Linked DNA regions of Homo sapiens: region 2 is linked to region 1. Evidence: chromatin loops called from intact Hi-C (ENCODE). Cell type or tissue: K562. All regions are shown on one strand. Each heading gives the region's core, and the rest is flanking DNA. Links, peaks and the distances in the headings are about the cores only.

What was found. Peaks named below come from ENCODE experiments on the same cell type or tissue, not always from the same donor. Only the 100,000 strongest peaks of a DNase experiment are listed, where the experiment ranks them.
Region 2: a loop joins it to region 1, with 4 times the contacts of the local background. A loop is called at or near these places in 12 of 110 quality-filtered maps.

Annotation. Positions count from the first base shown.
Region 1 is chr13:95,269,875-95,272,689 of GRCh38, forward strand. All of the region lies in intron 1 of ABCC4 (ATP binding cassette subfamily C member 4 (PEL blood group)), which reads right to left. Among named protein-coding and RNA genes, the nearest start is that of ABCC4, 30 kb to the right of the region's middle. In K562, for the core only: no CTCF peak of the experiment used is centred there; a DNase peak (open chromatin) is centred at 1,327.
Region 2 is chr13:95,206,690-95,209,504 of GRCh38, forward strand. ABCC4 (ATP binding cassette subfamily C member 4 (PEL blood group)) reads right to left here. Exons shown (of 31, transcript NM_005845.5): 6 at 2,745-2,815; 7 at 1,111-1,236; 8 at 1-92. Among named protein-coding and RNA genes, the nearest start is that of SNORD13G, 2.2 kb to the right of the region's middle. RefSeq lists an enhancer at 2,699-2,815. In K562, for the core only: no CTCF peak of the experiment used is centred there; a DNase peak (open chromatin) is centred at 1,312.

The sequences.
Region 1 (2,815 bases), core at 308-2,807:
TGAAATACCATTCTTCACTTCACTCATCAGATGTGCCAAAAAAAGTAACACTTCTAGGGCAGGAAATGAGTAGAAGGAGGGTTAAGATTGGCTGGGAATTGATCATTGTTGACAGACTGGTATTCAGGGGTTCATTACTGTTCCCTCTACTTTTGTACATGTTTGTAATTTTCTGTCATAAGAGAGGATAAAGGAAGGGAGGGAGGAAGACGACCAGAAAATCCACATTTGTATAGCTCTTCAACGTTGGGCATTTGATAGGCATTAGGTTTTCTCCATGAAAAGAGGGACAGTCACCCAACTATTAATATTGGTGTTATCTGTAGTTGGAAATTAAATTAATATATTTTGTTAGTATTTTCTCTAATCAACAATGACTGTGGGAAGGGGAAGAGAAAAAATGACTTTTTTCATCTTTTAATACAGTGATTTAAGAAAAGTAAATATTCCACATTACCAGGCTGTGAAAAAAAAAAAAAAAAAGAAAGAAAAGAAAAATAGGAAAGGAATAAGAAAAGGTGGGCGTAATAGTGACTGCTGAACTACAACCACAGCTTAGCTCACCTAATCCATTCCTTGGCCCATTTGTGGGTCTGACCCTTCCTTCTCCCATCATTCCTGGCACAGGGTTTGACTTTATTACCCACCTCCTTTGCAGTTTGGTGAGACCCTGTGGCACAGAAGAGAAAGGGAGGTCTACCAGCAGCAGCCCAGCGTCAACCAAGCACACAACAGGGGGCTGGCCAGGGCCCACGCATGAGATCTAGTAGAGATTCTGATACTAAGTCTGGGACAGAGCATGAGAACCTGTGTTTCTCCCCAGCCCCAGATGATGGCAATGCTACTGTCTGCAAACCACACTGAGTAGGGAAGCTACAGGCAGAGCCACCACGCATGAGTTTCTCTTCTTTCAGATGCCTCATAGATGGTGGCCAAATGGGCCGGGCACGGTGGCTCACGCCTGTAATCCCAGCACTTTGGGAGGCCGAGGCGAGACGATTATAAGGTCAGGAGATCGAGACTATCCTGGTTAACATGGTGAAACTCCATCTCTACTAAAAATACAAAAAATTAGCCTGGCATGGTGGCAGCCGCCTGTAGTCCCAGCTACTCGGGAGGCTGAGGCAGGAGAATGGCGTGAACCTGGGAGGCGGAGCTTGCAGTGAGCCGAGATCGCGCCACTGCACTCCAGCCTGGGGGACAGAGCCAGACTCCGTCTCAAAAAACAGATGGTGGTCAAATGATAAGCAGTGGAAAAATACACCCAAGACGACCCAAGAAATAGCCAGATGGCCTTTCTCTCTTGACCCATAACAAAGTTTAGCTCAGATCTATGATTAACTCCAGTTAGTGCAGCTAAATAATGAATACAGAGACAGCTGCCGACGGATTACATTAGTGTGCAATGTGATAGGGGCTGGCTGGGCTCTACCAAAAACATAATCTGCCACCCTGAGTCAGAGACAGGGCTGTAAACAATGAGATCTCCAAAGGCAGTCACTGCTGGCCTAGGAAGCAGAGGATAAGAAGGTCACACGCTGGCCTTTGGTTCGCAGAGGTCCCCGTCAGCTGTGCCATTCTTACAAAGAAGCCTACACAGAGGTTGTTTATTCTCTAAGGCCACAGCTATGATTAACAGATTATTACTCTATAAAACCACAGCAAGTATTTGCGTTACCTCAGCCCTCAATATCCTAGCAGTCCGGTATTTATGAATGTCACAATGTTTGTCCAAAAATTTCAGGAAGCGGAGAACTTGTACCAAACCTCAAGGATACGTTGAGACACTGATCTGTAATGGAACCTTCTTGGTTCCTTAGCTTTATGTTCCTTTTCTATTTATATAACAAACAGACATTGGTCCTAACAGAAACAGAGCACGCAGCGTGACATAGCTCTGCACGAAACTGGAAGGAGACAAGCAGGATTCCCTGGGCCTTTAATCACCATTAGCCAACAGCCTGGAAAACAGACGGGACTCAATCCAAAAAGCTCCTAACCACCCAAGAAGTCTGATCACATGCCTCTCCCCACCAACTTTAAGAAAAAGCCAGTTTGAACTCACAAAAAATCTAAATTATTGAATATACACAAAGAGGTGCAGGCTGATTAATCTCTAGTACCTGAGATAACTTCCTCAGAGGAAATGCTCCAGCATGTTCTTTAAGCACATATTTTTTTTTTTTTGAGACGAACTTTCGCTCTTGTTGCCCAGGCTGGGGTGCAATGGCACGATCTCGGCTCACTGCAACCTCCACCTCCTAGGTTCAAGTGATTCTCCTGCCTCAGCCTCCTGAGTAGCTGGGATTACAGGCACCCGCCAGCACACCCGGCTAATTTTTTGTATTTTTACTAGAGATAGCGTTTCACCACGTTGGCCAGGCTGGTCTCAAACTCCTGACCTCAGGTGATCCACTTGGCCTCCCAAAGTGTGGGATTACAGGTGTGAGCCAACACGCCAAGCCTCTTTGTGCACATAAAGTGTCTGTGGTAAAATGTGTTTACAACATTCTCTAAGCAATCTAATTTATACTGTTCATTTGCCCTAAAAAAACCTTTCACAGACAGAGAAAAAAGTACTTTCCAGCCCAGTTTCTGTTTAAATGACCACAAATTTCATATTCAAACATGAAATCTAAATTAATCCTGTGAATTAATCTAAATTAATTCAGTGGATTATAAACTCCACAAGGCCACAGATTGATTTTAGCATCTAGTACTAAACATGTGGGGCCGGGCACGGTGGCTCACGCCTGTAATCCCAGCACTTTGGGAGGCCAAGGCAGGTGGATCACCTGAGGTCAGGAGTTTGAGA
Region 2 (2,815 bases), core at 52-2,551, 63 kb before region 1:
TCACAAACACGATGATTTTGCTTGCACTGAAAAATGAAGCCAAATTCATCCCTCTGAGGCAGGAACTTCTCAGAATCTTGGAAATCTCCTTCCTGAAAGAGAGTACAGGTTTTTAAAAAAGCAGTGATGTCAACCAGATAAAGTGGCTCACGCCTGCAATCTCAGCACTTTGGGAGCTGAGGTGGATGAATTGTTTGAACCCAGGAGTTTGAGACCATCCTGGGCAACAACAACAAAAAAGTGCAAAGGTGAGAGGTGGCCAGGAACTACCCAAGAAATCATAAGAAGTATCATGTGCTGGAATGCAACAACTAATCAAATATTTAATCCAAAAGCCAAAAAAAAAATACATATTTTGTTTTTTGAGACAGAGTTTCACTCTTGTCGCCCAGGCAATGGTGCGATCTCAGCTCACTGCAACCTCCGCCTCCTGGTTCAAGCGATTCTCCTGCCTCAGCCTCTCAAGTAGCTAGGATTACAGGCATGTGCCACCACGCCCAGCAAATGTTTGTATTTTTAGTAGAGACAGGGTTTCACCATGTTGGCCAGGCTGGTCTCAAACTCCTGACCTCAGGTGATCCACCCGCCTCAGCCTCCCAAAGTTCTTGGATTACAGGCATGAGCCACTGCGCCCAGCCCCCTCCAAAATTTCTAATAAAACAAAGCACAACTAACAGTATTTCCATGCCTGTTTGGAATGAAAAATACTGATTCATATAGTTTGGTCCAATATAGATATGCCCAGTCTCTATAACTTGTCCATTTGGCTACATTAATATAAATTATAGTTTTATTTTAAACACCATTATTCTCAAATACTAACATCTTAGACTCATTGTTGGGATTTGGGATATTCAGAAACATTTGGAATTTCACTTTTGTATTAGTAAGAAGCATACATGCTTTCTGTTTAAGAACATGGTAAATGGAAGACCAAGTGAAAATAACGTTCTCTACCATTCTACTTAACCCAACTGCCAAGCGTGGGGACTGGGATGGATTGTACTGAACTTCCCATAATGTGAAAACATAGTAAAACTTCTAAAACCATCAACAAGAATAGCAAATAGAAAAATACAAAAATATGGTACAATGTATACAAAAACTTACTTTCTCAAATTGGTAATAAGATTTGAAAATGACTTTTCCCAGGCGTACATTTTTATTATCCTTATACCAGTTATAACTTCATTCATGGTCCTGATCCTGGCATCCGTGAAAGTTGCAGTTTTACTCCTAAGGGGAACCAGACACGGGAGATGAGCCTGAGCGATCACAGCCTGCCCTTATCAGCGGCAGGCACAGGCAGGGACCTGCATCACATGGTTCCCTACAGCGCTTTTGCTTCCGACAACACAGACAGGTCCTACTCAAAATACAAATAGAAAAAGACTTCGATTAGGAAGTCAACAATCTATACCAACTCAACAAGTATTTTGGAGAATTTGTAATATCTGCTGAGGAAGACATGAAAATGAGTCAGATGTCATCTGTCCCCTCGAGGAGCTCACAGGTGGGCAGGAAAGGCAGAAAGGCACCCGAGCCTGACGATAACACAGTGGTCAGAGAGTGCTAAAATGGGAATGAAGTGCTGGGGAGCAGAAAAGAAAGGGCTGTTTGTTAACTCCACCGGGAAAGAGGAGAGCAAAAAAAAAAAAAAAAGCTTCAGAGGACCAGGAGCATTTGAACGGGGCCTCAAAGGACAAGGACTATTTCTCCAGATGGCAAAGAGGGGAAGGTCCAAGTAGAAAATACACCATAAGCAAAAGCATAAAACAAAGAACTCAATGCACTTCCAACAGTGGCTCATCTCGATCCAGCTGACAACCTTGACAATGAACCATTTCCAATTCGTTGGAACCTGCTTCAAGTCTAATTTATTTTATCATCATTAATCTCTTGATCAAAAGCTGTATTTCTTTTTTTTTTTTTTTTTTTTTTTTTTTTTTGAGACAGAGTCTCACTCTGTCACCCAGGCTGGAGTGCAGTGGCATAATATCGGCTCACTGCAACCTCTGCCTCCTGGATTCAAGTGATTCTCGTGCCTGAGCCTCCCAAGTAGCTGGGATTACAGGCGTGTACCACCATGCCCAGCTAATTTTTTAAATTTAGTAGAGACGGAGTTTTGTCATGTTGGCCAGGCAGGTCTCAAACTCCTGGCCTCAAGTGATCCACCTGCCTTGGCCTCCCAAAGTGTTGGGATTACAGGCTTCAGCCACCACGACCAGCTAACAACCATATTCCTAACACATATGCTACTAGGACTGTGTGATTTTATAACTACATCATTAAAATTCACCTTGCCTTTGGGGAGCTTACAATTTAATGGAAATACTGAATTAAAAATAACACACATATATACACGTGAAAACAGCTCTAACACAAGCACGGTAAAGATGTATGCAGCTAGAATGGAGCCTATGAAACATTTCAATTTATCATTATTCATTATATGTTTAACTAACTTCTACATATGTGATTTCTGCTTAAGGACACTCTACTTATTGAGGCCACAGCGCCTGAAAAGCTGGCTGGGAGGAGCCAGTGAATGCCTTCACCTTTCTCCCTTGAAGATTTGCCTTCAGCATAAGGACAGAGGCCCCCTTGGCTGAGCCTGAAGAGCTGCAACATATGCAAGGAAGAGATAATAAAAGGCATTTAGTTTGTTTCTGAACAAAAGCATTGGGAAGACTGTGGATGTTACCAAATACATATGACATTTTTCACAGCAGTATTTCTCTTACCTCAGTGATGAGAACAACTTCCCAAAACAGCTTTGCAAGGGCAGGAGAATGATTAGAACTGCCATCCCAGC